2 separate regions of the Mus musculus genome follow, and region 1 is linked to region 2. The links are chromatin loops, found by intact Hi-C in ENCODE. Cell type or tissue: heart. All regions are shown on one strand. Each heading gives the region's core, and the rest is flanking DNA. Links, peaks and the distances in the headings are about the cores only.

Region 1 (15,914 bases), core at 7,364-12,363, 79 kb after region 2:
CAGCTTCAGAGTCCAGGGAGATTCCGTCTACACTCTACTGAATCCAGAAATCATCACTTAGAAACAAAACAATTCACTCTTGATAACTCTCCCTCCAAGTAATTGTCAAATTTAAGAACCACTGCAAGCCGGGCAGTGGTGGCGCACGCCTTTAATCCCAGCACTTGGGAGGCAGAGGCAGGCGGATTTCTGAGTTCGAGTCCAGCCTGGTCTACAGAGTGAGTTCCAGGACAGCCAGGGCTACACAGAGAAACCCTGTCTCAAAAAACCAAGAAAAGGGGCTGGTGAGATGGCTCAGTGGTTAAGAGTGCCGACTGCTCTTCCGAAGGTCCCGAGTTCAAATCCCAGCAACCACGTGGTGACTCATAACCATCCGTAATGAAATCTGATGCCCTCTTCTGGAGTAAAAATAGAATTCCTGCACAATTAAAGTTGGCAACATAGAGACAATATCTCTTAAAAAAAAAAAAAAAACACCACTGCAAAGCTGAGATGACTCAGTCTCAAAAGCTATCCTTTGACCTCCACACTCGCTCCACAGCATTTATATAAACACATACACAAAATAAATAGCTTGGTTTTGTTTTTTTTTTAAAGTCAGTCAGTGGTGACAGTCAATGAACTATGCCCAAACATAGAACCTGAGTTCAGATACCCAACCCCCCAGTGATGAGCTTAGGTGAGCAGAGATAGACTGTGACTCTCTGTCCATCCAGCCTACCCAAGAGTGACCCTGAGAGACCCTGTCTTAAACAAACAAAGAAACAAAGCAATGGTGATGATGATGATGATGTGGAGAATGATAGAAGGAGACATCTGATACCAATTGCCTGGCCACCACAAGCAAGAGCATTAGCAAATGGATTCACACACACACACACACACACACACACACAGAGAGAGAGAGAGAGAGAGAGAGAGAGAGAGAGAGAGAGAGAGAGAGAGAGAGAGAGAGAATATAAAGGAATCTCAGCAGTAAGCCCCAAGCAACTCTCCAATAGCAGCACCTGGGATGGCTTTCCTTTCATGGAGCTGACGGAGCTGCGGGCTGCGGAGGACCTGGGAGGAACGGCAGCCTCCAGCCTCGGGAAAGACTTCTCTTTGCTTTTCTGAATACATTAGAGATGGAAACAGATGCACTGCCTCAAAGTTTCCAAATGTTTCTGCTCTTTCTAAAAACCTCCCATGACAACACAGTACCAAGAGTGTAAGTAAGCCAAGTTAAAATTTTAGCTTAATTTTACAATTAAGCTAAAAATGTGGCTTTACCTATCTATATTAGTATGTTCCCTAAAAAGAGATAGAACTACTTTAATCTTTCTCAACATTCCTTTTTAGTTCCTTCTTCGATGTTTTTAATCTACCCTTCATTTCACCGTTTAAGAGTCCAGCTCAACATCCACCTAATCACACACGTAAGGGCATTCACACCGACGGTAATGCTTCCCCCGGCGGTACACAAACACTACCCCAGTCTTTTCCATTAAGTTGGTTAGGTTTCAGAGATACTATTTCTCTATAACATACACATCCTCCGAAGAAATTACAGTAGAAAAAGGCAGATCTGAAGCGAGAAGGCAGCAAATGTCTATAATTCCAGCGCTGGAGTAGCTTTGCAGTCTGAGGCCACTTAGGCTACACAGTAGATGCTGGTTTATGCTGTCTACATCTAAGAGACAGAATAAGAGACAGCTGCCGTTTAATATGACTATGCTAAGGTAGGCATTACAAAACAAAACAAATCTCACATCTTCATCAGAGATTTTACAGCCCAAGGGAATGGTTCTTGGCATATCTCTGGCAACCTTCTTATTTTAAAGCTGGAAAAAACAAAACAAAACCAAGCATGACTTTATTGCCAGCACTCAAGGGCAGAGGCAAGTGGATCTCTGTGAGTTCAAAGCCAGCTTGGTCTACAGGCTAAGTTCCAAGACAGCCAGGACTACAGAGAGAAACCTTGTCTAGAAAAAAAAAAAAACAAAAACAGAAACAGCATTTTTCAGATCCTTTTTAACTCAGTTCACATCTGTAATATTTAGTAGATATTTGAGGTCTATTACTGTATGTGCAAAATAAAGCCATTTGTGTTTGAAAGTAAGAAAGTGTTTGAAAGACCCACAAAAAATAGCTTAAAGTTATTTGATTTTTAAGAAACAGAAAATGGGCACCAAAGAAAGCAGTTAGAGCACCTGATGGCTTTGTTTCAGGTGTGTTGTTGTTGTTGTTGTTGTTGTTTCTGTACATAAGTGTTACACCTACATGTATAGATGTGCACCATGAACCATAGTTATGCTTGGTGCCTGCAGAGGCCAGAGGAGACTTTTGGATCCCCTGAAACTGGACATCATTGTGAGCCACCATGTGGGCGCTAGGAATTGTGGATGAACCTGGATCCTCTGGAAGGTCAGCCTGTGAACCACTGAACCATTTCTCTAGCCCCAAGAGTTCTTACAGTAGACTCAGGTTCAGTTCCCAGAGCCCACATGATGGCTTCACAACTAACTAACTATGACTCTAATTCCACAGGGTCAGCCATTCACTGTCTTCTGACTTCAATAGGCACAAGGCAACCAGGTGGCACACACACTTCTACACAGGCTAAACAGTCATACACATAAAACAAAGTAAATAAAACTTTTTTAAAACATTAAAAAGGAAAAAGTGAAGAAGGGTGGTTGGGGGCACAGATTCTTGAGATCTTTGAAGAACAAAGCCCAGCTGACACTAAACAAGGTTTTCATTCCTTTAAGATTGTCACTGTGGCTCATGTCTATAATATCAGTAATTTGGGAGGCTGAAACAGGAGGATTACCTATGAACTCAAGGCCAGCCTTGGCTACATACTGAGTTCTCTAGTACACTATGAACTACAGAGTGACACCCTGCAATTGACAGATGGATGGATGCATGGATGGGGGTGGGGGTGTAGGTAGTTAGACAATAACAGACAAACACTAAATCTGGTGGTATAGCCACATAGGAAGTAGAAGTAAGGGGACCAAGTATTGGAGGTTGGTCTGATGCTATGTATACAAAAGTTAAATTCTGAACCCCAAAATCTGGTTGCCCACAGACAAGAGAATTCTCATGTACACTGGCCTTTGTTGTGTAAACCTTGCTCCCTAATTCAAAGTTAATTGGTTAATAAAAGGTTAGAGCCTGTGAGAAAGGCAGAACCTGAGGAACAAGTGAGGACTCTCAGGAGAGACCAGGGGGAGAAGAAAGGAGACAGAGAGGAGGCCAGGACAAGAGGAGATGGACCATGTACATGGCCATGGCCAGGTAAAGTGTATCTTGAGGACAAGCTGAGAGAACAAAATGCGCCCAGATGAGACTCCAGCAGCAAGTATCAAGGGACACATGCCTGGATATAAATTAGAATAGCGTAAAACCTGCCCACTCTAGGCTTATGGCTTGAAAATAAAATACCAAGATCTGTGTCTCTCATACAGGCTAGCTAGAATAAATAATTCACTTTACAGAATTAAAATTATTTGAGGCCATCCTCATTTACACAGCAATTTCCAAGGCAGTCTAAGACCCTATATCAAATTTTTTTTTTGTTTTTTTTGTTTGTTTGTTTGTTTTTTGTTTTTCGAGACAGGGTTTCTCTGTATAGCCCTGGCTGTCCTGGAACTCACTTTGTAGACCAGGCTGGCTTCGAACTCAGAAATCCGCCTGCCTCTGCCTCCCAAGTGCTGGGATTAAAGGCATGCGCCACCACACCCAGCAAAATTAATTATTTTAAAAATGAAAAAAATTTTTTAAAATATTTTTTCTTCTCCCTGCTGAGTTGGTATACACAGAGTAGTACCAGCTAATATACAAATTGCCATAAAATTCTTCCCACCATTGAATAAAAACAAGAATAAACCTTTTTTGTTTTGTTTTGTTTTTTTGTCAAGGCCTCTGTCTGTATCAAGTTGGCCTCTAATTCACAGCAATCCTCCTGCCTCAGTTTCCCCAGTACTGGGAAAACTGGCGTGCCAACCATGAAGCTACTTTTGAAACATTTGTTATAGACTTTTGTCTAGTTAAGGGGAAAAAGTAATAAAAGGTAAAAAAGAGAAACAAAGAGGATGAAGAGTGTCTTAGGGGTTGAGACACCGTGACCAAGGCAACTCGTATAAATTGGGGCTGGCTTACAGATTCAGAGGTTCAGTCCATTATTAGCAAGGCAGGAAGCACAGCACCATCCAGGCAGACGTGATGCTGGAGGAGCTGAGAGTTCTACATCTTGTTCCAAGGCAGTCAGGAAAAGACTGGCATTAGGCAGCTAGGAGGAGGGTCTCAAAGCTGACCCCTCCAGTGACCAGTGACACACTTTCTCCTACAAGGCCACACCTCCTGATAGTGCCACTCCCTGGGCCAAGTAGATTCAAACCACCATGAATAGGTAGGACAGAACAGTATCAAAGAAGTAGCAACTCAATGCAAAGAGAGACTGGCAGTCAGGAATCTAGATTAACCCTAGCTACCACTAGCTGAGCAGCCTTCTTTAAATACTGAGCTTCTTCATCTAGAGAACGAAGTAGGAGCAAGGTATTCCAAAGAATAAGAATCCATGTAAAAACAAGCTGATTCCAAAGGTAACCCTCAGTAGGAACTACAGTTGACGACTGTACACAGACAATAATAACAACAGCAATAGGGGCTGGTGAGATGGCTCAGTGGGTAAGAGCACCCAACTGCTCTTCCGAAGGTCCAGAGTTCAAATCCCAGCAACCACATGGTGGCTCACAACCATCTGTAACGAAATCTGACGCCCTCTTCTGGTGTGTCTGAAGACAGCTACAGTGTACTTACATATAATAAATAAATAAATCTTTTAAAAAAATGGGGGAGGCAGTTACTCTGCTCATTCTATAACCAAATAATTAAAAAATAATAATAACAATATATAATTTTTTAGTTGCTAGGACTATGGGTAGTTACTGATTATTTTAAGGATTGAAAATTTGGTCACAATCACACGCTTCAGAAAACAGCAAAGAAGAGACATGGAAGTGGCCAATGTAACCCAATTTGAATGGGTTATTCATGCCAGTGTTAGATGCTGCACACTCAGAGATGAATGTCACAGTGCCTGCCTTTAAGATGGCCAAAATGCAGCTAAGGTTTTGGCTAAATGCCAAGGGAAAAACGTCCCTCATTCTGCTCTATCCAAAACAAAGGAAGCCGCGGTGTCTAGAACCCCGACAGGCATCTTGACAGCTATGCACCCCATGTGCCCACCTCACTCAAGTCATTCTTGTAAAAACTTCAGAAACTTCAAAACAGAAATTAGCTTTCAAGTACGTACATTTTGGGGACTTGTTTGTTAATATTTAAACCCAGTTATTTGGGACAGGAAGATGGCTCAGCCAGGAAAGTACTTCCCATAAGGACTTGAGTTCATATCCCAGGAATACACATAAAGGCTGGATAGGTGTGGTAGCCTGCCTGTAATCCCCACAGTTGGGAAGCTGAGATAGGGAACCCCCAGGTCAGTCTAGCCATGTGAGTGAACTCTGGGCTCAACCAAGAGACCTTGCCTCAATATATTAAGGTAAAGAGTGATGAAGGAAGACAATCCACACACATGGGAACATACAAAGGCACAAACATGCATACCACACACATACATACACAGCTGAAAAGAAAAACCCAGTTCTCTGATATATGAATAAGGTAGCCATAGGAACAAAATCTAGTTATATGAAAGGTTAAAAAAAGTTCAAAATTTGATGAAAAATTCTGCCTGTAGCTAATAGGATGAAAGCTCCTAATACAGATTTGTTCACAAATTGCACTATAGATCTATGTGTCTGTTTTCCTCTACTAGACAAATACGAGACAATAAAGTCTCAACCTTGACTATTCTCAATGCTTGGCACCAAGCAAGCACTCAGGGTACACTGGTTGGATTGATGATCTCCAAAGCCCTTTCAGGTCTAAAGCCTCCTGACACCTGACCAAGATATAGTTCAACAAAATGCTACAAGGTGTCAAAACACACACAATTAAGTCACGCTGAAGCCTTGTATAGCACTATCACTGAAAGATTTAAAAATACTTTTGTAAGTAGTTCATACCTGTAATCCTAGTATTTAAGAGAACAAGGCAGGAAAATCAAAAGTTTGAGGCCTGCCTGAGCCACATAGTGAGTTCCAGGCCAGCCTGGGCTATACTGATAACCATCTCAGAAAAATAGCAACTAAACTAAAGTAAAAGAACAACAGCAATATAACAAAATATATATTTGCAAATACAGACACAAATACAGATCTCGTTTCTATTTACTTAACCCCATAATCTAATATAAAATTAGGATTTTTCTGTTCTTGATTTAAGAAACTATAAATTTATACAAGTAGGAAATACTAAAATAGAAAGACAAATAAGAAAGACCTACTACAGGTTGGAGAGATGGCTCAGTAGTTAAGAGCACTGACTGCTCTTCCAGAGGTTCTGAGTTCAAATCCCAGCAACCACGGTGGGATGGTGGCTCACAACCATCTGTAACAAGATCTGACACCCTCTTCTGGAGTGTCTGAAAACAGCTTCAGTGTATTTACATATAATAAATAAATAAATCTTTTTAAAAAAAGACCTACTACAATATAAAATGTACCTCATTGTGTACAAATAGGCACACAACTGTGTAACTTTCTAAACCAGAAATCCTGGGGACAGCTGGGACTGTGGCTCAGCCTGATGTGCATGAGGTTCTGGGTTTGATTCCCAGCACGGTATACACCAGACTTGTTTGTCAACACCAACTTGTTTTGTCAAAGCCTCCAATCCTAGAGGGTAGTAAGAGAAAGGTCAAGGGCCATCTCGGTCATCCACTTGGGCAAGTCAAGGTGCACCCGGGCTACAATGATGCTGTATTAAAAGAAAGCGTTTCTATTGCTTCAGGTTATAGTTTAAAATCTCTGAAATGAATAAAAACAGGAAAAACTGTGAGAGATAAGAGTTTACAAGTTGGAGATATTTGATTTGCCACGCAATAAACCACCACCAACAACAACCCAGAGTCAAAATCTACCTGACAAGACACTTGCTTTTCAGGAATGTGCAGTGTTCTGCCACCACTTCCCTATCCCTATGAAGCCAGAAGAGCCTCCATCTGGAATCTGCAAAGTCCAGCATCATAATATAACTTTCAAGAATGTTAAATCACAGATAAAACATCACTAAAAATTAAAGTTACCCCAGCAATGTAGAGGGGCTGAGGAAAATCCCAACTGAGGTAGGGTAGGAGGGGGTTTGAAGGCCAGCTTCAACTACATAGCAGGCCCTTCTTGATGGGATATGAGGGAGAATGAAGTCTCTCCAGGTAATTACAGTGTTCCAGCAATCCATACCCATAAAATACATGCTCCCAAACATAAAAACTCACATAAAAGTGAGTCAAACCTCACCCCCAACACACACACACACACACACACAGAGAGAGAGAGAGAGAGAGAGAGAGAGAGAGAGAGAGAGAGAGAGAGAAGAGAGAGAGAGAGGAGAGACCACATGATGTTGCTGAGGATGTAACTCCATAGGTAGGCTACTTGCCTTGTGTCCCTGAGTTCAATTAACAATGGGGGTTGGGGGTTGGGGGTAGGGAAGTTCATGAAGAGAGATAAAGCCTATCTGAGATAAGTAGAAGAGGATTTCCTAATTTCCTAGAGAGCTATAGTAATCTGAGCTAAAAGACTGGGATCTTATTCTAAGCACTAAACTGCCAGTTTCGTTCTGTTTCGCTTTGTTTAGAAACAAGATCGTGCTATGTAACCCTGGCTGGTCTGCTAGTAGATCTACTAATAGCTGTGTAGTCCAGGCTGCCCCTGAACTCATGGCAATCTTCCTGCCTCATCCTTCTATAGGAGTACCGGCATTAAAAGTGTGTACTCCCGACAAGGAATGAGCTTTAGTAAAAGCAACGGAAACAAATACTATGAAAAAAATATCATTTCTGAGCCCAGCATGGCGGCATATGCCTTTAATGTCAGCACTTGGGAAACAGAAACAAGCGGATCTCTGTGAGTTCGAGATCAGCCGACAAAAATCAAAAAAGAAAAAGAAAAAAAAAATCATTTCTGAATTTAAGAATCCCCAAACTAAGCCCGCAAAATAGCAAAGACATTTTCCACTAGACTTGACTTGAGTTGAATCCCCCCTATCCAGAGAATGGGAGAGGAAGAGCCCAAAGATTGTTTGATCTCCACGCAAGGATACATGTGCGCACACACATTAACACAAAATAAGTGTGCAGTTAAATTATTTTTTTTTTTAAAAAAAAACCTCGAATCCCCAAACTAATGGAACGGGCTTAGACTCCAAGCAAATAAACTTCACAGACTTCTACACCACACACTGCCGCCCGCCCAGTCCAAATCCTAGTAATACAATTACAAAAAAATAATAGGGCAGTGGTTATCTGATGTTCCAGATGAAGAAACTGAATGTGTAGTATTGGGAGGCTGGTCAGACCTGGAAGCACAACGCTTCCTGGGGACGGAGTAACACCAATCCTGGCTCCAGGCCCGGAGCTCACAAAGCCATCCGGTCCCCCTACCCTAGCGACAGATCAAAGCTGAGTCCCGACGTTCCTGTTCCGTACGCTGGAAGGCAGCCCGTTCCCGGCCCCGCCCAAGCCCCTCGCGCGGCCAGTGTGATACCTGGCGAAGAAATCCGCGAAGCCACCGCTCCGTCGAGCCCGAGCCGTGGTGCCCCCGGGACCCTGCTCTGCCGCTGGCAAGGGTGCGGACGGCCCCGCTGAGGGCAGGAGGTCGCCGGCGCTCTGACGGCGGCTCACCTCGAACGTGTTCCGAGAGCCGAAGCGGGCGTCGGGGAGGCCGAGGCTGGGCTCCGCGCTCTCGACGGCCCTCCCGGCAGGGGTGGCGGCTGCGGGGTCCGGGTCGTCCGTGTCCCCGGCCGCCAGGCAGCAGCTCCGCAGCGGGTCCTCGAGCGGCGCGGCCCAGTCGTCCAGGCCACCCGCACCGTCCACGCCCTCGTCCGCGGGCTCCAGCAGGCAGGGACGGCCGCAGGTTCGGCGGCGACGTGCCTCCTCTGGGCCGCGACGGTCCTGGCGCAGCAAAAAGCCCGAGTCTCCGTTGGTCATGCCTGAGCCGCGCGCCGCGGGGACTGCTGCCGCCGCCGCCTCCTCCGCCTCCGCCTCCGCCCCGCCGAGCCCGGGCTTCAGCGGGCCCGCGGCCGCCGCGAGGTACCGCTGCAGGAGCTGCCGCGGCGGCGGCGCCTCCTCCTCTCCAGCCTCCTCCGGCGGCTCCGCGGCGACAGCGCCTCCGCTAAAGCCGCTGGTGGCCGGGACGGTCTTCCCGTCCTGACCCATGGGCCCCGGGACTGGGAGCAGCTCGGCGTTCCTTCCCGAGCAGGCTCCGGCATCCTCGGGACCCATCATCTGAGGCGGCGGAGGAGGACTGCCCTGCGTGCAGGGTTCGCGGCCACGGCCGCCGCGACGTCCCCGGACCCACCCCTCCCACCCGGCGGCCGGGGCAGTTGCCGGAGGCCGGGCACGCGCTGGGATCGCGCACGCGCACCAGCGGGGCCGGGCCTGCCCGCGACCCGGCGCGTCCCCGAACCATAGAGACGGCAGCTAGAGCGACCCGGGAGGACAATCTGAGATCCTCCACCCGGGTGACAGTGCTTAGCCTAAGGGAGGGCAAGGCTCACTTCGCATAAACCATATCACTTGACGGCGATTTGTTTGTGAGAGGAAACTAAGGAAGTTAGTTTAAGTGCTCCTGTCTTGACAGTTTTTACCTTCTCTAACAGCAGTGAAGAACTCCTGGAACCGTTCAGGGCTTCGTTGTCCACATGACAGCCCCTTACCTATCTTTTCCACTTAGTCTTCCATGTTTACCAAAGTCTGATCTCCTAACACTTTTTAACACGTTGGTTGTTGGTTGTCGTGTCACCTGGGTACGGAAATGAAATGGAGCCAGGGCGAGAAGGACTGTTTGGCTCAGTGGTTAAGATTGCCGACTGCTCTTTCAAAGGTCCTGAGTTCAAATCCCAGCAACCACATGCTGGCTCACAACCATCTGTAACGAAATCTGATGCTCTCTTCTAGAGTGTCTGAAGACAGCTACAGTGTACTTACATATAATAAATAAATATTAAAAAAAATAACTGCAGCAACCTGTGGTAATGGATTAAGATATAATGACCGTTTAGTGGAAATAAAATGTATTTAATGTGTGAATCGCAAGACATAATAACTAGCCACAGGAGTGATAGGAGAGCAGCCAGGAATAACAAGGCTATGAGATTGCTGTGGTGTGAAGAAACAGGAAACTGGATTGGGGAAAGACATTGGAATTAACTAACATAGTGAGAGTTATAAACTTGGGTTAAAGTTCTGGTTTGGTCGAAGGGGCCATTTATGTAAGCCACAAAGGGGGTCGGGGGATATCAAGTGACTCTACCTCCATAGAAGAATGAGCATAGGGCAGAGACCCAATAGTGTTGGTATTTCAGAAGAGATGAAGTTGTTGTAAAAGGCCCAAATAGACATTGTTGTAGTAGGATAATGCAGTAACTAGAGACCATTCATTCTACAAATGCCTCTGAAAGCAAGTATAGAAATAGAATGGAATACTTAGCAAAACAAAGCAGTAAAAGCGTTTATTATCAAGATCTTTTGAAAGGTGGAAGATAGCTCAGTTGGTCACGTTGTCATGCAAGCATGAGGACCTTTCCTGTATCGCAGCACTCACATAAAAAGCCACTTTGTAGAATGCCCTTGTACAGCTAACATTGGAGAGGCAGTCCCTGGGATGCTCTGGTAACCGGCCTGGCTAAGGCAGCTGGCCTTAGATCTTATTAAGAGGTCATGTCTCAGACAATAAGATGGGCAGTCCCAAAGGAGTAACAGCTGAGTTGAACTCTCTCCTCCCTAAATATGAGTGTATACTTACCTCATACATAGGAACACACACACCTGAACATACATACACAAAACATCTTTCAAAAGGAAAAACCAAAGAATGTGTATAAACCAGAAAGAGAGAGAGAGAGAGAGAGAGAGAGAGAGTAGATAGATCCTGTATTAGTTACAGGGACAGTACCCAGAATACATACAGAAATAAGCCAGTGTGGTAGAAAGCATCTGTAATTACAGAACTCTCTAGGGTGAAGCAAAAGAGAATCTCAAGTTCAAGACCAGCCTGGGCTACATAGCAAATCTGAGGATAGCATGAGCTACACAGCAAACTTTTATCTCAAGAAAAAAATTGTAATTCAATATTTTAAAAGACAACTTGACTAGGTGGTGGTAGTGCACGACTTTAATGTCAGCACTCAGGTGATATAGGCAGGTTTCTGATTTCAAGGCCAGCCTCATTTACACAATGAGTTCCAGGACAGCCAGGGCTACACAGAGAGACCCTGTCTCAAAAAACTAAAAACATCAGTTAATCAATCAATCAATCAAAAGACAAGGAGGCCAAGATAGGAGGCTTGGTTTTAACACATAGTGACTTCCAGTGAGTCATTCTGCTCAAAAACAGGGAAGGGAGAGTGTAAAAATTTCAATATATGTGTTTTTCTCGAGATGATATGTTAAATGGAATATCAATAAGCATATAAGTTATTTGGGAGTAACAAATCAAAACTATGAGATAGCACTTTTCACTCACTAATAAAAAAAAGAGAAAGGAAGGGAGGGAGATAGGAAGGGGGTGACAAATGTGTCAATTCCAGCACTCTGGAGGCTTCTGCAAAAGAATCAGAATTCCAGGCTGCTCTGGGCTACACAGCAAAACTCTGACTCAAAATAACTAAACTTAAAAAAACAAACAAACAAAAAAAAAAAAACAAAAAAACTTTCTGCCTTATCTGGTAAGTAACATTTTATAGAGTTTAACAAAGAAATGTCTCCTTATAAGATACATTATATCCTTTGTGCCTTTGTGTGGTCCCTCTTAACTGGATTATTTTGCTGTGCCTGCAGTCAAGAAGAGTATAAAGGCCTCAAAATCTTTACACCCTTCTTTAAAATGCATTGTTCTTGGTAGTGTTGTTAATTACTATTGTTTTGATGGTCTGTAATGAAGCTTGGACAGGTGGTGCTTTCTTTTACCTACTGGACCATTTTATGGACCCTTCATACATTTTCTTGATAGTTCTGGAGCTATACTGGATTTCAAAAGAGCATCTTAACTATGAGCATCTACAGGCCCTTAGAGCAATGTTTCTTAAACATTTAGGATTAAACACACACACACACACATACAGAGGGGGGGGAGGGGAGAGAGAGGCGGTGGCAGGGCAGGTCAACTAACTATGTAACTATCTTCGATGATGAATAAAACGAACGTGTCAGCATGTCTCTTTGGAAACTGATTGATAGCATGAACAATAAATTTAATATCAAAATTTAAAAGTAAGCTCTGTAATGTAGTAGAAATATATGATCTTGCAAAGCTATGCAATTGGACTTGCTACTAAAATCATCTTCAACTTCTGCAAATGATTTAAATTCCATACATTCCTGGTAAAACCCAATCTGGTATAAAGGGTGACTGGGATCAAGGCTGTGAATTATAACAAAACAATAACGATTTCAAAGATGTATATAGCAAATTGACTTAGCAGGGTGAGATATGAGTGGGAAATAAATAGTATAAAGATCATAGAGCAGCTGCCATTTGGTAAGCCACAATGGGACAAACCACAAACCAAGAGATAAAGGAAATGCTTTAAAAATACACAATGATCCTTTGATGGAGCAGTGCATGCCACATATTAGGAAGTATTGTAATCCTACCCCTGGGGGAATCTGTCATAAGGAAACCATTCCAAAGAAAAGATAACAGCTGTGCAGAGATGTTTACAGCTAAATGCTTTACAGCCAAAAATTCTAATTTACCTAAGAGAAATATGGAAAGTGCAGGCAAAGCTAGTTATATCAAAGACAAGTGGCAGAAATAAAAAAAAAAAAAAAAAACAGAGAAATCTAACAAACATATGCTAAATAAAAATAAGGAAATGTGCCAAGCATAGTGGTGCATGTCTTTAGTCCCAGAAATTGGGAGCAGAGGTGGGTAGATCTCTTGAGTTTGAGGCATACCTGGTGTACAAAGCAAGTTCCAGGACAGCTAGCACTACACAGAGAAACCGTGATTTAGAAAGATAATAATAATAAAGATGTGTAAATGCTACAATTACAATGATGTGTAAAATTATATATCTATAAAGATCAAGAAGGTTTTCCATGAAAAGAGAAAGGGTGGAAACTGATTTTATACTTTTTGTCACAGTATTTGGGGTTTTGTTTGTTTTTTGAGACAGAGTCTCCTGCAGCCCTGGCTGGCTTCAAACTCAATATAGCTGAGGGTGGCCATGAGGGTGGCCTTGAGGGTGGCCTCTTGTCTTCATCTTCCAAGGGTTGAGAATATAGATTCTAGGTATGCACTTCTATGCCCAGCTTATACTTCTTTCATAACATTTTTAAAGTATATTTTATTTCATATATATGTATGCCTGTGTGTATATATAAACACTATCTGCTTTCAAGATCCCTCTGTGGTCAGAAGAGGCTCAGTTTCCGAGAACTGGAGTTACAGATGGTTGTGAGCTGACATTTAAATGTTGGGAACCAAACCTGGATCCTCTATAAAACCAGTAAATGCTCCTAACCACTGAGCTATCTTTCCAGCCCCTAAATAATTTTACATTGATTAAATGTTAACTCTTTAATCCTGAAGTATGTTTCTAAATGTATGTTATAGCTACAGATTGTAAAGTAATTCAAATAAATTTTGTGTTGCAACAGGACATTAAGCTGCATTTGAAAAGAAAAGCAACTGTAAGGCTAAGTTTAAAAGCTATAGAGGGCTAGCACAATGGCTCAGCTGGTAAAGGGCTGATTGTTAGGCCAACCCTAACAATCAGAGCTTGTGGAAGAAGGGTACCAACTCCTGCAAATTGTTCTCTGACCTTCATATACAGGTACACACATAAGTAAATGTAATTTTCAAGTTACTCTGTGAATTTGAGGCCAGCCTGTTTCTACAAGGTAAAGCCCTGTCATAAATTCTTTTTAAAGTTTCTAAAAACAATGATAGGGGCTGGGTTTGTAACTCAGATTATAGAGTGCTAGGCTGGCTTATACAAAGTCCTAGGTTTGGTTCCCAGCACCATATAAACTAAGCATGGTGGTATAAGCATGTAATCCAAAGGTACAGGAGGTGATGCAAAGTTCAGGGTTACCTTCCATCATCTACTAGCAAGCTATTGCTAGCCTGGGCTACATGAGACTTATGGCTAGCCTGGGCTACATGAGACTTATGGCTAACCTGGGCTACATGAGACTTTTCTCCCAAATAAGCAAAACAAAATAAAATAAAATAGAATAAAATATAACAAATGAAAGTAGGAGATAGTTACCACTATCCAATGAAATTTTTTACATAAAAGTGTAAGAAGACTGGTTAAGTGTTTCTATTTTCAGTAACAGCTGGAGTCAGTTCCAGATTTCAGTCATTTTTTTTCAACGACACCTTTTAAAATCTACAGTTTAAAGCCAGGCGAGGTGGCCCATGTCTTACTCCTTGAACTCTGGGAGCATAAGTAGGCAGATCTCTTTTGAGTTCCAGGCCAGAAATATGGCTACACAGCAAGTCCCGGGCTCTTTTTAAAAAATTAATTACTGCAAAAGTCAGGATGTCCTCATTCTTAATAGCTGAGTAGTATTCCATTATGTAAATGAACCACATTTTCTGTATCCATTCTTCTGTCGTGGGACATCTAGGTTATTTCGAGCTTCTGTCTATAACAAATAAGGCCACTATGAACATAGTGGAACAGGTGCCCCTGTGGCATGGTGGGGCATCTTTTGGGTATATTTCCAAGAGTGGTAAATCTGGGTCTTCAGGTAGATCTATTTCCAATTTTCTGAGGAACCTCCAGACTGATTTCCAGAGTGGTTGTACCAGTTTGCAATCCCATCAGCAATGGAGGAGTGTTCCTCTTTCTCAACATCCTCTCCAACATGCGTTGTCACCTAAGGTTTTGATCTTAGCCATTCTGACTGGTGTAAGGTGGAATCTCAGGGTCGTTTTGATTTGTATTTCTCTGATCACTAAGAACTTTGAACATTTCTTTGGGTGTTTTCAGCCATTCAAGATTCCTCAGTTGTGAATTCTCGGTTTAGTTCTATACCCCATTTTTGATTGGGTTTTTTGGTGATTAGCTTCTTGAGTTCTTTATATATTTTGGGTGTTAGCCCTCTATCGGATGTGGGGTTAGTGAGGGTTCTTTACCAATCAGTAGGTTGCTGAGTTGTCTTAGCGGCTATGTCCTTTGCCTTGCAGACAGAAGCTTTCCATTTTTTCAGGTCCCATTTACCAATTCTTGATCTTAGAGCATAAGCCATTGGAGTGCTGTTTAGGAAATTTCTCTCCTGTGCCAATGAGTTCAAGGCTCTTTCCCACTTTTGCAGGCAAATGGATGGAACTAGAAAATATCATCCTGAGTGAGGTAACTCAAACCCAAAAGAACATGCGTGGTATGTACTCACTAATAAGTGGATATTAGCCAAAAGAAAAAAGAAAAAAAAAGAAAAGGAAAGGAAAGGAAAGGAAAGGAAAGGAAAGGAAAGGAAAGGAAAGGAAAGGAAAGGAAAGGAAAGGGAAAAAACCCATACAGAATACACAGGATACAGTCCACAAAATTCAAAAGACTCAACAAGCTGAAGTGCCTAAGTGAGGATGCCTCAGTCCCACTTGGGAGAGAGAAGAAAGCAATCACAAGTGGGGAGGGAGGGACTTGGGAGGGAATGTGGGGGAGGGTGGGCAGTGGGAGGTAGAGGGGAACCTGATCTGATATGGGGTGAGGGAAAAGGACTGAAGCCCTGAGGGCCAGCAGAAAGAATGTAAACAGGCAACCTCAGGAAATAGGAGGTTGGGGGACCCCCC
Region 2 (15,914 bases), core at 5,343-10,342:
TAGCTTCTCTCTCTTTTTTTTTTTTAAAGATTTATTTATTTAATGTAAGTACATTGTAGCTGTCATCAGACACTCCAGAAGAGGGAGTCAGATCTCGTTACGGATGGTTGTGAGCCACCATGTGGTTGCTGGGATTTGAACTCTGGACCTTCGGAAGAGGAGTCGGGTGCTCTTACCCACTGAGCCATCTCACCAGCCCTTAGCTTCTCTCTTAAGATTAAGCTGGCTCCATTCTCTGTCTGTAGCTTTCCCTGGCAGACGTCTCACAGTCCTGGCATCTCCAATATCCAGGGTTCTCTAGTGCAACTGAGGCTTCACTTTTACCAGTGGCCTCTCTCAGACTCTCTTTGTAGAGACTCTGGCCACAAGGTGCCAAGCCTTAGTTGCCCACCATGACCTTTTCATGGCTTCAACTCTTACATTGCCAAGTTCTGCTAAGATACATCTCCGCAGCCTGTCTCCCTTGGGTTATATTTCCTGACCCTGAAGAAATACAACCCTACTGCCCCAACGAAGCACAGAGGGTATACTACAGTGGTGCTGGTCTCTTACAACCACAGCCCTAGCAGGATCAAATAATCAATAATTAAATAAAGCAAAATATCACATGACTGGCCCCTGGCCCAATTCCTGATAAAGTTCTTGCTCCCTACTGAAACTTCATGAGCCCAGGCTGCTATAATCCACATTTCTTCTGGCATTAATATCTTTCAAACTCTCACAAGAACAGCGAATCAGAGTCTGCCTCCAGCACTCAACAGTTTCTCTAGTCCAAAGCTCCAAATGCTTTTATATTCCGTCTCCAAGACCAAGGCATAAAATTCACATGGCCAGGTCCATCAAGTGACACCACTCTCAGAACCAAATTGTGTCCTAGCTCGTTTGTTGCTATGAAAAATAACCCAGACCAAAAGCAACTTAGGAGAGAAGAGGGTTTATTTGGGTTACAAATCTAGGTTATACCCCCTTATTTTGGGGGAAGCCAAGGCAGGGACTTGTGGAGAGCCTTTGATGCTGCCTCAAGGCTATTGGCAAGAATATTTACATTGAGCCAGGACGAAGGAGTAGGCTCAAAAAAAGAGTTTGACATTGGGCTAAGACGAGGCTCAGGATGAATACAGCCAAGGAATGCATTGTATTCCTTGTGTCTTGGGCATCCTGATAACCCCCTAGACACAGTGATCACTGGACTTTGTTTATGCCTTGCTTGTTCCTTGACTACTTTGTCTTTGACCTAGAACTGACCCAATTTTTTATGTACCTGGAATGGTATAAAAGCAGACTGGAAAAAAATAAGCCCACTTCAGCACTGGGTAAAGTCATGTCATAATGTTGTTTAATTGTTATTCTTTAATCCTCCCTCCCTCACGACCCTGTTGACTGACTGAGCTGGGACTAAAGTGTCTATCCTAGTCATATATGCACAGACCAGAGCAAAGAAACAGAAAAAAAAAATCATATACCTACCCATCCATCCATCCATCCATCCATCCATCTTCATTTGCTTGCTGGTTCTCATCTAGCTTTCTCCTGTTTTATATAGGTACAAGCTTCTGCCTAGGGAACAATACCACTCATAATAAATAGGCTGGGTCTTTCTACATTAATAAACAAGAGAATCCCCTACAAACATGCCCACTGGCCAATCTGACCTAGACAATTCTGAACTGAAGTTTTTTCCGGGTGATTCTAGGTTGTGTTGACAGTTTAATCTAACCAGTACACTGTGGAATCGTGATTTCTCAAGGATGGTTGCTTGTCTCTACCCCTGCCACTAGTTTCAAAAAAAAAAAAAAAAAAAGAAGAAGAAGAAGAAATGACAATTGTGTTGGAAAAAGGAATCAAAATGAGCTGTATTGTTATCTGAAGACAGACTGAATGAAAACTGTCCCATAGACCCTTATATTTGCATACGTGGTCCCCATATTTGGACTGTTTGGGAAGGATTAGGAGGTGTGATTTTGTTAAAGGAGGTGTGTCAGGCAGTCTTTGAGGCTTCAAAACCCTATGCATGCTATTCCCAGTTAGCTGTTAGCTACCTAGCTTGCTCTATCATCTATCTATCTATCTATCTATCTATCTATCTATCTATCTATCTATCCATCCATCCATCCATTCCTTTCTCTTGATCCCTTACTTCCTCCCCAGCCGTCTGTCTCATGGTTGGAGACAAGATGTAGGTAAGCTCTAATGTACTGCTTGTGGTGGCTATTTCTGGTTGTCAACTTGACTATATCTGTAATGAACTACAATCCAGAAGTGGAGAGCAAACCTGTGATCTAGATCTTGAGGCTGCTTCCAGTCTCAAGACACAGGCTTTTGACTCAGACCTTGACATGAGATGACACATGCTTTTGATCCAGATCTTGAGGAATGGTGGCCATGAAAAGCTTAGGCCCAGAAAAGGTAGTACATGCCTTTAATCCTAGGAGACAGAGGCAAGCAGATCTCTGAGTTTAAAGTCATCCTGGGGAAAAGAAAGTTCCAAACCCAGGCATGGTAGTACACACGTTTAATCTGGGCCATATCTTCTGTTGGAGGCCTACATAAGGACACTGGAAAAAGGAAGGTTTCATTCTTCTTTGCCTGCTTGCACTTACTTGCCAGCACATCTATTGGAACCTTCTTCAGGATTCCAGCTTATACAGAAGACAAGCGGAAACACCTAGCCTCATGGGACTGAGCAACTACTAGACTGTTGGACTTCCCACTCACAGCTGCCCACTATTGGATTAGTTGGACTGCAGACTATAAGTCATTCCAATAAATTCCTTTAAATATACAGAGACATTCCATGAGCTCTGTAACTCTAGAGAATCCTGACTAATATACTTCTCCAGCATCATGCTGGCCTGCCTACTGCCAAGCTCCCTGTCATGTTCATGGACTCACTCTCTGAACAATAAGTCCCAAATTAAATGCATTCTTTTATCATTTGCTTTGATTGTGGTGTTTTGTCACAGGAATAGAAAAGTATTTTTGAAATACTTGTTTGTTGAAACAGAGTTTAGTATATAGTCCTGGCTGGCCTGGAAGACATCATATAGACCAGGTTGGCCTTGAATTTGCAGTGAACTTGTATACATAAAAACATACATGTACACACACAAAAAATTCTTCAAATACAAGCCAACTCAAAGCCAGATCGTGATGACTGATAATACTGATATATAGGGAAAGCATGAAAGCATTTCCTCTAATACCAGGAATGAGGTAAGGGTGCCCTTTATCTCCATTCTTAATTCAAGTTGCAGCTGCAACAAAAAAGATCAACATAAGAAAACACACATAGAGGCTAGAGAGATGGTTAAGAGCACCAGTGCCACCCCCAATATATTTCTGTCAGCTAGATGTGGCACACATCCTTAATCTCTTTGAGTTGGGGGCCAGAGTGGTATACATAGTGAGTTCTAGGTCAGCCCAGCCAGGGATACATAGATACCTTGTCGCAGATTGATGGATGGATGGATGGATGGATGGATGGATGGATGGATGGATGGATGCTGTGTGGGGTCACATGACTAATCACATTATTGCCTATTTACGTGACCCAAAGGGAATGAACATACAACAGTATAGTATGTCAGCTGCTCTGAAAGGCTCAAAGCACTGACTATCTCATAGATTCCTTAGAGGAGAAATCTGAGCACCCCCACAAAAAAAGTTATTCCTTTTTTTCTAGATGTTGACTAAACCTGAAGGCACCAAAGTAATGAAGACTCATTTTCTCATAATTCTGTGTACAAGTTTTATTTTTCATAGTAATTGTTACTAGTGGATTTTAGTGAATTTCTTGTATTTACATTTTATATACACATTTATACTTGGTAGGTAAAGAAACTGTACAATAAAAAAAATAAGGGAAAGAAATGCAGAGTGTAGGACCACCTTAGCAAACTAATACATGAAAATAAGATTAAATCTAGGCCAAGTAATATAAATTCAATGAGATTACTCCCGGAGGTTATGTGCCTTTTATGAGAGACACCAATATTAAGGGATAGTCCTCATGCTAGAACCTATTAAGACTCTAGAAACTCCCTCACTGTTTTATTATACTACCAGTTTCACTGAGCTAGCCCCTATGACAGGAGTTAATTCTACAGGGTTCCTGAGGCTAGAATGATCAACCCATAGGGTAAAAATATATGCACTTCCTCTGGTCCCATACTCCTAAGGCAGTTTATTATCCAATAAGGAAGAATCTCTGGCTTGTTAGTCTAAAGACTATATATATGTATGTCCACTACTAACAGAAATGTGTGCTTCTATGTTGTTTCAAACCAAATTGCAACATCAGAACAGTATAAATCTAATCAATAACCAAATAGTATTTTATACTGATATTAACCATAATACTCAAATGATTTAGGTTAGGTTAAGAAATTAAGAGTAATAAATTTAATGTCAATTTACCAATGATTAATAGTTTATCTGAGATGCCATTAGACTAAGAAAAAAGGTAAAATTACTTTTACTATTATTCCCATCAATTAGAAAAAAATATGCATAGAGTTTCACAAGTCTTAGACTTAGCTATATAAAGTTTTAAATTTCAAACTGAAATTAATAAAATTTGTTTCTATAGATAGAACATGGATTTTAACTAAAAAATTCAAGTCTTGTAAGTAGTGTGTTATCTCGAACTCTTAGAATTCATTGCTTTCTTATTCTTATTCTCAAAGTCAAGTCTTCAGTCCTCTAAAGTGCAAAAAGATCTTCCTTTCTACCAGTTACCTAGTTTTTTTAATGTTAAGTTACTACATAACAATTTGCAGACAAGAAACAATAAGGCGAAAATTCTTTTGTGATAGAAATTACTTAGAGAAAGATTTCTCTTCAAAAACCAAGGGGACACAACACTGTGGGAAACTCCATAAGCAAAACAGGCAATCATGTCCACCAGTGTTCCAGTTCTCGAGGATGCGGACCTCCCTGGCCTGCGAGCAAGGCAGGCAAGAGCTCCAGTGGCGGACGGAACTTACGACTCAGTTGCTTACTACTGGTCTAGAATATCTTCCCAAGCTCAGAACTGGAGATAATACATGTGTTCTATCATTTTTGGAGACTAAAGTAGGATTTAGCAATCCTATTCTGACTCCAGAAGTGCATTTGTAGTTAATTGTTAAAAAAGAAACGACATAAAAATTGAAGTTTCTGTGAAGCTATTTTTTTTAAAAAAAATTATTGCATTAAAGTATTCACTCCAAATTATGGAGTATGTAATAGCCAACTAAGCCTTTTCCTCTGAAAAATGGCTCTCCACAGGTACTTTTTTATTAATACTGTCAATAAATTACGCGTTTCATTTACTTCAGCCGTGGAATTTAAACCCAGAAGTTTTTCCAGGTCCCGATTCTTCTCTCCGACATTTCTTCACGGTATCTACATAGGAAAGAGAAAACTTTCCCCGAAAACTACCTTTTGCATTTCAGTTTGTCACTAACTCAAAGGTTAGCTCTTCAGAGCAGGGCTGGTGTTCTTGTCCCCTTCTTTAATGTCCTTTGCTACAGATGCAAAGACCTGCAAATAGCATGAAACAAAGAGATGTAAATAACCAGAGGCATAAACACAGAAAGCTTTTCTGAAATACCAGCATCCTCAAGTCCTCAGACCACCTTTTTTAAAGGTCTCTGGACAGGGTCTACATGGCCCACACTGGCACTGAACTTGTTGCTCAGCAGAGGAGACTGAACGGCTGAGTTTGCTGCCACCTCACTGCTGAGATTACAGGCACAGGCCCCCATCCCAGACTCCAGATCACCTGGTTTTTTATTTTGACTGAATGCTGCCATGCTCCCCACCGTCAACATCACGGACCAAAGTAAGCAAGGACACAATGAAGTGCTGTGGCCACGGTGTCTCTCACAGCACAGTGCACTGACTAAGACAAAGGTCATCCTTACAGCTACACAATAAGATCAAGTCAAGCCTCCGTTAAAGGAGACCCTGACTCAAAACAACAAGAGGCCAGGATCATACATTAGGTTCTTTCCGTTGTAAGTTTTTAGTACACAGCAGCTAGGGCTTTTTGGTGTTGGCCTCTTGTTTTTAACGTTTGTGTGCTTGCTTGCCTGGGTTTGTGTGTGTGTGTCAGCATGCCTGTGCATGGTGCATGTGTGAGGTCAGTGCTCTCCTTCCGTTGTGTGGCACCCAGAGAATAATCTCATCCTTGTTGTCACCCATGGCAACAGGCACCTTTGCCCTTGACCCACCTCGACATCTCACAGCAGGTGTTTACTATAACATGTGCCTGCTTGAAATCTCAAAGTCACCCATGTCTGCTCGGGTGAAGGCTGACTACTGTAGGTGTCAATTCACTACAATACTGCAGAACTTTGTAAAGTAAAGATATAAGTTTAGGTACATAGAAGAGAGAAATCCATTTTAAATTATCCCATTTCAAAACCAAATTTATTTTTAGTTTTACTAACATTTGTGATACAGATAACTGCTCTACAAAAGTCCACAGATAATTTTAACACAGATAATTAAGAGTTAAAAATAAATAAAGTCACTCTACCTGAGTCCATTTCTTGGTGCTATTCTGCATCTGAATGGCTGCGATGCAGCTGAAAAGCTTTTCTGATGTTATATCTTCTGGCAATTTGGTAAGAAATTGTGCTATATGAATAAAGTCCATCTGTAGGAGTATATCTTCATATAGCCGGAGGATCCCTAATCCAGTCCTAAATAAAAATTCCTCCCCATCTCTACAAAACACATCCCAGACTCGACAAGCCAGATCAAGTGGCAGTGATTTGCTGTACAATGTGAAGATCCTAGAGTTAAGGAAAAAACAGTTACTCAGCATGGACTCCTTTACTCATTAAGCATCAGGAGGGAAAAAGAAGTATACAGGGATAAGAGGACAAATACATTGAGACTTTTTTCCCAAAACTTGAATAGTGATAAATTAAGCAGTAAGTAATGACATTAAGTAAATTTAGAACCTTACATGGAGATAGTCTGGAATAAACTGGGGTGTGGGAATGAGGGGGTAAAATAGTGTAATGGTTAGAGCCATGGGGCTCCGAAACCAGAATGCTTGAGTCTGAATGTATAATTTTTTAATGTGAGACTGCGCACAATATTTACTCTTGCTGAAGGGAAGATAAAGGAAAAGGCCCAAATGACTAGGAAGATATCATATTTGATCAGGGTCATTATTTGCTTATTCATTTTTTCCATCAAAACATACAGCCAGTCTGAGTTCAGAGGGAGAGCACTGCCCATCATGCAAGATACCTGGGTATTACTCTCAGCATAAACTGGGTAAACTGCATATGGTAGCACATGCCTGAGACGCTAGTGCTTGGGAGACAGACTGTGAAGTTCAGAATTGTGTCGCTATCCTCAGCTACATACGAAGTTTAAGGCCAGGCTGAACTAGAAGCCCTAACTCAAAATTTATTAAAACTTTACAACTACTAAAAAAATTTTGTTTTTTAAATATCATGTGTCTGCCTGGATGTGCCTGTGCATGTAGTACCTGAGGAGACCAGAAGAGGGCATCCAATAATTCCCTGGGATTGGAGTTACAGTTGTGAGCGAGCCACTTTGAGGGTGCTGGAAGTTGAACCCAGCTTCAGCCAGTGCTGTTAACAACTGAGCTATCTCTCCAGCCCCAAATTCTCCACTTCTTATCAAAATTCACCAATGATACTAAAGTCAACTGGCTGTTGCTTACTACACAAATCCTCAGAATTAGAACAGAACATATAGGAAATAAGAAAATATATATTAGCATCTAAATAGGGAATCATTTCTAATTGAGAACTTTTGATAAAGCTTTGAAAAACATCTCTGATTAAAGAAATACTACCATATAATATAGCTTTGCTGTGTTACGAATAAATGGCAACTACTTTTTTCTAAGATATTAGTATATGCTAGGCATTAAATAAGTTAATCCATTACTACAATTCACTATATTTCAAGATATTTCTATACTCTTTACTTAAAAAAAAAGAATATGTATTTCTTTGTGTGCATGCTTGCATGGGTGTGTGCATGAGTGTGAGTGTGTACATGCTGGCATATATTTGCCATAGTGAATATGGATGTCAGAGAACAACTCCTGGGAGTTGGCTCTTGCTTTGCACCTTGTGGAAGCAGAGTCTCTCTTGCTTCTGATGCTTTATTACAGCAGCCTAGCTTCCCTCCTCGTGATTCTCCTGTCTCTGCCTCCCAGACGGCCACTGAAAGGCTGTGATATGTGCCTTGCAGCTGGATTTTTACACAGGTTTGGGGATCAAACTCAGGCTGTCAGGTTTGTGTGGCACGTGCGTTCCCATGCTGACCCTCTGCCCAGTTCCCTATCCTCGCTCATTTTAAAAAAGACGTGTGTGTGTCTGTGTGTGTGTGTCTGTGTGTGTGTGTGTGTGTCTGTGTGTGTGTGTGCGCGCGCGCGCGCGTGTGCGTGTGTGTGCGTGTATGTGTGTGTGTGTGTGATGTGACTACAGGGCAGAAGGTCTCTGATCCTCTGAAGCTGGAGTTACAGGCTATGGTGAAGCTGCTCAAGCCAGGTACTGGGAGGTGAACTCAGGTTCTCAGCAAGAGTAGCTTGCCCTTTTAATAGCTGAGCAATGTCTTCGGGTTCTTCCCTATTCCCTTTTATAATAAAAAAAAAAAAAAGAAAGAAAGAAAGAAACTAATTTCAAGCCAGTCTATGTTGTTTGTTTCGTTTTTCAAGGCAGGATTTCTCCTTCTGGCCATGGAACTCACTTTGCAGACCTGGCTGGCCTTGAACTTAGAGATCCTCCGGTGTCTGCCTCCTAAGCACTAGGAATGAAGGCGTGCACCACCAAGCCTGGCTTCAGTCTACGTTTTTAGATGCATCCTTGGACTTTTTCATTCGTAAGGAAAAGTGCCTTTTATATGTCAATCTCACCTAGCATATTTACTATATTTCCTAAAAAACAGAGAAAGTTATTCACTATTTCCTTTTTATTTTATTTAATGTTTCTTAGTGACTTACCAATCTATCAAATATATATCTGGTGTCAGATTATACGACTTGAAATGAAGAAATAGTTTGGATAGGTTTTCCTCAAAGAATACTTCAAATGTTGCAAAATACTTCAACATCTATACATAGAAAAAGATAAATAAAATTACAAAATAATCTATGGCAGAAAGAGAAAGTGTTAATATTAATAGAAAATTTTATTAACAACTCTTTTGAGTTGCTTCAAGTTTTCTAAAATTGTTATTCAATGAAAATTTTGTCTATTTGCTTAGATTACTTCAGTTTCTTCATGTTTTTTATTCTAAGCAGGCATTCAGAATACAGAAACTTATGAGGAAAACACAGTCTATCCCAAATGTTCATACCATGCTGTGATCCACTCGGAAAAAGGCCAGTTGGCACGGCTTGTTTAGGAGATTCGCGAACGCAATGAAGGCGTCTGCTTCCTCCAGATTGAGGATGAGAACGGCTGCGATGAAGGACATCCCCTGGACCTTCAAAGGGAAGGAAAAGTAAAAATGGTTAAAATCAGTCTACGTGCTAGCTACCCTCCTCAAAATTTACAAACTGATAGTAAGAAGAATTTACCAATTTTGTTTTTCTTCTCAGTAAAAGCAACTACTATGAACTTGTAATGGCTGTAAATTTCCCTAATTTTATATTTGTTCATTTGATAGGATTTAATAAATCAGAAAACAATTAAACCAGCTTTTATTTGGTCTAAGAGCCTATCTCAGTGTACCAAGTAGCTCTCATGTCGTAAGTGGTTGTTTTCACATTATAACATATGAAGAACGAAGAGGCAAGGAAGTCTCTAAGATAGAATACTAAAAGTCAAAAAAAAGAAGTTGTTGTGCTTAAAAGAGCCTGAATTTGTGGGGAATCACAAGAAAGACATGAGGGGGGAATCCAAAATGAAAAGAGGCTTGAGCAAAGCCTGAGTGGAAGGAACAGAAGAATCATGCAGCACCCAGCACACGGAGCAGCGTGACCGCCAGGCGTCCTAAGCAGGGGGCAAAAGACCCGGAGCTTCCTCCTCAGGTAAACCCATCAGCTCAAAGGTCAGGGCTGCAGAGACTGACCTGTGGCTGTAAAGAGCTGTCCTGATGAGCACAGATACAATGTTTATGTGTAAAAATCAGATGGAAACAAATACTTACATAACCAACATCAGGTCTGTAACATGTATATGCCCCTAAGATACTATGCAAAACATCGTGATATGGGCCACCCTTAGGGAAAAAAAAAAGAATAAAAATTGAAACTTTAAGTAAAGATCTTTAGGTTAATGCTCATAAAATATTAAAAACTATAAAACTGTAGCATTCTCTAAATGACCAGTTTTAGCACATTTAATCATTATAAAGATATTCTAAATGTATTCTATCAAGATGTTTTCAGAAGTAATAAAAGTTTGATCTTGAATAATAAGTCAAATATACTCACTTGAATACAACTTATATAATTTGCAAACTATTTTAAATACTTCTAGGGTATAATAAATATAAAAATTTTCCATTTAATCCTTTTGCTATGTACACATGAGTATTGAAACTGGGGCCTTGCACATGTCATTATACTAAGCCCATTTCACGTCATATAATTTCAGAAAAGTAAATTAAAATAACATAGGCCTGACATGACACACATGGCTTTAATCTCAGCAAAGCAGATGGATCACCAAGTTGGAGATCAACATGATCGACACAGTGATTCCCCAGATAGCTGAGGCTGTATACTAAGACCCTGTCTTTAATAAAAGTGCCAACTATTTAGCCTGAGTTATGTTAGATAATTTGAATATCAATAGTAATTTTAAAATGTATGTATATGGATGTTCTGCCTGAATATATATCTGTGTACAGCGTACGTGCGTGATGCTGATGGAGGCCAGAAGATGGTGGTGTTATATCCCCTGGAACTACAATTGATGGATGGTTGTGATCTGCCACAAGGGTGCCAGAAACTGAACCCAGGTACTCTAGAGAGCAACCAATTGCTCTTAAGAGCTGAGCCATCCCTCTAGCTCCAGTGGGTTTTTTCCCATGTATTTACCTATTGTGCGTGTATATAGGTACACACATGCCACAGTGTGCATGTGAACGTCAGAGGACAACGTTCAGGGACTGGGTCTCTCCTTCCACTACTTCTGTTTCTCAGCCTCAACCTCAAGTTGTCAGACTTTGGCAGCAAGCACCTTGACCTGCTGAACTATCTCACTGGTCCCAATAGCAAAACTTTCTATTAATCACGTGGCCTTTATTATAGATAAATTATTTATTAGCATCTTAGTATATAAAAATTAAAGATAGCCAGCTATTCCTGTAAAAAAATATATAAAAGTAAAGTATTTCTTGCTAATTCAGTGGTAATTCTAAACAATTTAGAACTAATGTATTCATATTTTAACAGTTTGTAAGGCAAATTCATTAATAATTCAAATACAGAAATTCACTATAATAAAAAAGTGCCTACTACATAACAAGTATATGTTATGACAATAAATTTTATTCCACAGAAAGCAAATTCCTTAATTTTTAGTTTTGCATTTTTATATAAAAGCTCAAATTATTTTTAATTTTTAATATTTTACTCCTTTTACTTTATGTATATGAGTGTTTTATCTACATGCATGTGCCTGGTGCCCATCGAGGTCAAAAGAGGGAGTCAGATGCCCTGGCACTGGAGTCAGGGACGGTTGTAATGCTCTTAATCACTGAGCCACTCTTCTAGCCCTAGAAGTTTCTTTTGTATTTTAAGGCAGAGTGTCACTATATAGCTGTGAGCGCTGGAACTCTATGTGGACGAGGCTGAGATTAAAGCCATGTACCACAATGCCTGGCCTCTTCTCAAATTTTTAAAATATTTTTTCTTTTAAAAAATAATCCCCGGGGGCTGGAGAGACGGCTCAGTGATTAAGAGCACAAGCTGCTCTTCCAGAGGTCCCGAGTTCAATTCTCAGCTCACAAGTGTCTATAACACCAGTACCAGGGGATCCAACATCCTCACACAGACATACATAAAGGCAAAACACCAATGCACATAAAATAAAAATAAATATTATAAAAATAGTAATACCTGGCTGGGTATGGTAACTCACTTCTTTAATCCCAGCACTTGGAAGGCAGAGGCAGATGGATCTCTGTGTTTCCTACAGCAGCCTGATCTATTAGGGAATTCCAAGCCAGCCAGGGTTAAATTGTGAGACTCTGTCCCAAAAAATTAAATATAAAATAAAATAAAAATAGTGCCTATAGATTTATAGAATTTGTACCACTGAGTGTTGAAAGAATAAACAGTAGTTAAAAACTGATTAGAAAACCTCACCTTCTGAAAGATGTAGAGAGATGGAAATGTACGGGATATGTCCAACTTAATTAATTCCAGACTAGCCTCTCGGTCAGCAACAGATAGACCTGCATTACCAAACAGATAAAATTTAAACAGGCTGAGGACACTGCCTGTTAAAGTAAGTAGAAAAGCTGAATAATCAAGAATGTCCCATCCCTAGAATTTAGGACTTAGCTTCTTCGGGTAGCTTAGGTTAGCTTCAAACTTCAATTCCCTGTGTAGCTTTGGACTTCCCATCTTCTTGCCTCTACCCTCCTGAAATAGCACTATCTCAGTGCCTGTGCCAGCATACCTAAGTTATGTGGTACTAGGGACTGACATCAGGACCTTGTGCATGCTAGGCAAGCTCTCTGAGCTGTCTTTAGTCCTCTTTCTCCTTTTTCGAGACAGGATCTCACTCTGTAACCCAGGCTAACCACAAACTCCCATCAATCCTCTTGCCTCGGCCTTATGAGTTCTGGGATTATAGACAAGCAATCACGGACAGCAAAACAGTGTTGTTCTCACTTTCCTCTCTCCTTCCCACTGCATACTCTCTCTCTCTCCCCCTCTCTGTCTCCCTGTCTCCCTTCCCTTTCTCCGTGTGTGTGTGTGTGTGTGTGTGTGTGTGTGTGTGTGTCTGTGTGTCTGTGTGTCTGTGTGTCTGTGTGTCTGTGAATGCACTAGGCAACACTTTCACATGTAATCTAGGCTGGCCTTGAATTTACTCTGTAACCAAGGCTAACACAGAGCTCTCTTTGATTTGGCTTTCACCCCCTGACTACTGAAATCATAGGCATATGCTCCCATACCAAGCTTTAAATGTAGTCTCTTTTATTGAGGAAACATAAATGCATTCATCAGAAAAATATATAGTGAAAAAATTCTGTTCTAATTCTTATTGAATATAAAGACGGACTAATACTCCCACGGTAGTAACTAGGTAGTGTGTGTAAGTATGTGCACATGTGACACCTTGTGGGAGTTGGTTCTCGCCTTCTACCATATGGGATCTATTATCACAGTCACCCTCAAACTTAACAGTGCAAACCTTTCCCCACCAAGCCATTTTACCATCCCTGGCGTAACTATTACACTCAATTACTTCATTCTAAAGTATAATTTTCATTATTTACCCATAACAAAAAGTTTTGTTTGTGCTTGTTCATGAGACAGGTTCTCATGTGGTTCGCACTGTACTCTGACTTGCTACACAGTTAAAAATGACTCTGAACTCCGATTCTCCTGCCTCCACCTCTAAAGTATGGGGATTATAGGTGTGAGTTACCTAACCTACTCTCATACACTTGCCATTTTAGTTTATTTAATTTTTTTTGTTTTGTTTGTGGCTCTGAGCAATTGTTATAGCACTGAGTTATATTTCTAGTCTTAATTTGTATAATTTTGGTACTTCATAAAACTTGTTTTAATAGAAAACTGAGCCAGGCATGGGAATATAACCTGCAAACCCTGGAGGCAGAGGTGGAGGCAGCAAATTCACAGCTCAATGCTAGTCTGAACTACATATGATATGACTGCATCTATAAATAAATAAGAAAGGAAGGGAGGGAGGGAGGGAGGAAGGAAGGAAGGAAGGATGGACAGTGCAGAGCAGTGGCCTCGAGGGTCATAATTCTATGCATGTTCACTTACTTTGCACTTTCAGTTCTTCAGAAAATCACTAAAACAGCCAACCTATTTCTTTTTTGGGTTTTTTGTTGTTGTTGTTGTTGTTTTGTTTTTTTTTTGTTTTTTTGAGACAGGGTTTCTCTGTGTAGCCCTGGCTGTCCCGTAACTCACTCTGTAGACCAGGCTGGCCTCGAACTCAGAAATCCGCCTGCCTCTGCCTCCCAAGTGCTGGGATTAAAGGCGTGCGTCACCACCACCCGGCACAGCCAACCAATTTCGAGATGACTCTTCCATGGTCCTCAAAACCAAGTCCTCTCCTTGACTACTCAGTAAGATTTCCCTTTCCTAATGGCTTATCATAAAATGGAAAAAAGAAATTTAAAAAGTGGTTTCTCACAGGCAACCACTATAAGATAAGTTCTATTTATTTATTCAAAGATATATTTTAAAGTTTTACTTAAAGGGAAGAGAAGACTTTTCTATTACTATTATTACTATCTTTATTATTATTATTATTATTATTATTATTATTATTATTATTATTATTATGAGTTTTTCAAAACAGAGTAACAGAGTAACAGCCTGATTACACTGGAACTCACTCTGAAGACCACCAGGATGACCTTGAGCTCAAAAAGCTCCTCCTGGCTCTGTGACACCATGCTCAGTGAACTTGCTTTCTATACAGTAATAAATACAAAAAAAAGGAAAAGAGAAGTCAGGCGTGGTGGCGCACGCCTTTAATCCCAGCACTTGGGAAGTGAAGGCAGGCGGATTTCTGAGTTCGAGGCCAGCCTGGTCTACAGAGTGAGCTCTAGGACAGCCAAAGGCTACACAGAGAAACCCTGTCTCGAAAAACCAAAAAAAAAAGGAAAAGTGGCTAGGAGTATAGCTTGGTTGGTGAGTGCTTGCTCAGACCTGGGTTCAATCCCTAGCAGCACATAACGGGAAGCAGTAGCTCATAGCTGTAGTCCCAGAACGTGGAGACAGAGGCAGGACATCAGAAGTTCAATGTCGTCCTCAGCTACAGAGTGAATTCAAGGCCAGCCTAAATCAAATGAGAACCTACTTAAGAAAGAAAGCATGCAAATAAAACAAAAAGTGATAAGATTAGGAAAATGATTCCCCATTATCAAAATACAAATTTAATAATCTGATACAAGGAAAAAATCTTCAAAGTGATTAAGAAAACTAACTGTCCAGGCAGAGGTAAGGATGGGAGTAATGGGTGAAACAAATGAACAAGGAGCAGGGCAGAGCACAGGAGAACTGAACTGTGTGCAGTCTACTAGGTACCAAGGAGGAGTTCAGAAGGAGTGAATAACGTCAGCCTGTAGTAACAGCTTGGTCTGATAACACTGCACTCGGCCCATCAGCTTCACCACTGTGATTTGAATCCTGGGACTTGGGATAAACAGAGCAGACTTCAAGCCCAGCCTCTTGCTTCTCACTACTCTAAGCCTCCTCCCCTCCCGAAGCTCAGAGTGCTATCATGTACTAAACAGGCACTGCCCTTACGTCAGCTAGCACAGCTTCTGGTACATGGCAGAAAAATCCCACCTGTCTATTCAGTAACTGAGTTTTGAGATTCTCACTTGGAGACCCCCATACCTTCCGTGTCGTTCTCAGAACTTGATTCACTGAAGCTTTTCCAACGTTCTTTTGCTCTTGAAAGAAAGATTTCATAAAGTTCTGGGGAAAAAAAACAAAAATTCATAAATAATACAAATAAATTCACACTTTAATTTTCACTTTTTTGTTTGTTTTGGGGAGCCCTTCCCCCAACACACACATGTAACAGAGTTTCTTTCTTTGCAGGCCTGGCTGTCCTGGAACTCACTCTGTAGACCAGGCCTGCCTACCTCTGCCGCCAAGCACTGAGATTAAAGGCGAGCACCACCACAACCTGGCTGCTAACTGTCAGTCTTTACTTAATATGGATCGGCTCTATCTGGTCTAAGCAGGTATTAAACAAAATCGTGGC

The links. Peaks named below come from ENCODE experiments on the same cell type or tissue, not always from the same donor. Only the 100,000 strongest peaks of a DNase experiment are listed, where the experiment ranks them.
Region 1: a loop joins it to region 2, with 2.3 times the contacts of the local background. A loop is called at or near these places in 4 of 42 quality-filtered maps.

The regions. Positions count from the first base shown.
Region 1 is chr19:38,830,187-38,846,100 of GRCm38, reverse strand. It overlaps Tbc1d12 (TBC1D12: TBC1 domain family, member 12), which reads right to left and starts at 9,522. Exons shown (of 13, transcript NM_145952.4): 1 at 8,655-9,522. The coding sequence starts at 9,394. In heart, for the core only: a CTCF peak has its summit at 9,593; DNase peaks (open chromatin) are centred at 8,590 and 9,540; H3K4me3 peaks cover 2,319 bases; H3K27ac peaks cover 1,712 bases.
Region 2 is chr19:38,907,480-38,923,393 of GRCm38, reverse strand. It overlaps Tbc1d12 (TBC1D12: TBC1 domain family, member 12), which reads right to left. Exons shown (of 13, transcript NM_145952.4): 7 at 15,542-15,622; 8 at 12,299-12,387; 9 at 10,132-10,203; 10 at 9,337-9,465; 11 at 8,981-9,090; 12 at 6,524-6,782; 13 at 3,724-5,523. The coding sequence ends at 5,455. Among named protein-coding and RNA genes, the nearest start is that of Hells, 16 kb to the left of the region's middle. In heart, for the core only: a CTCF peak has its summit at 7,503 (motif pointing right); no DNase peak of the experiment used is centred there.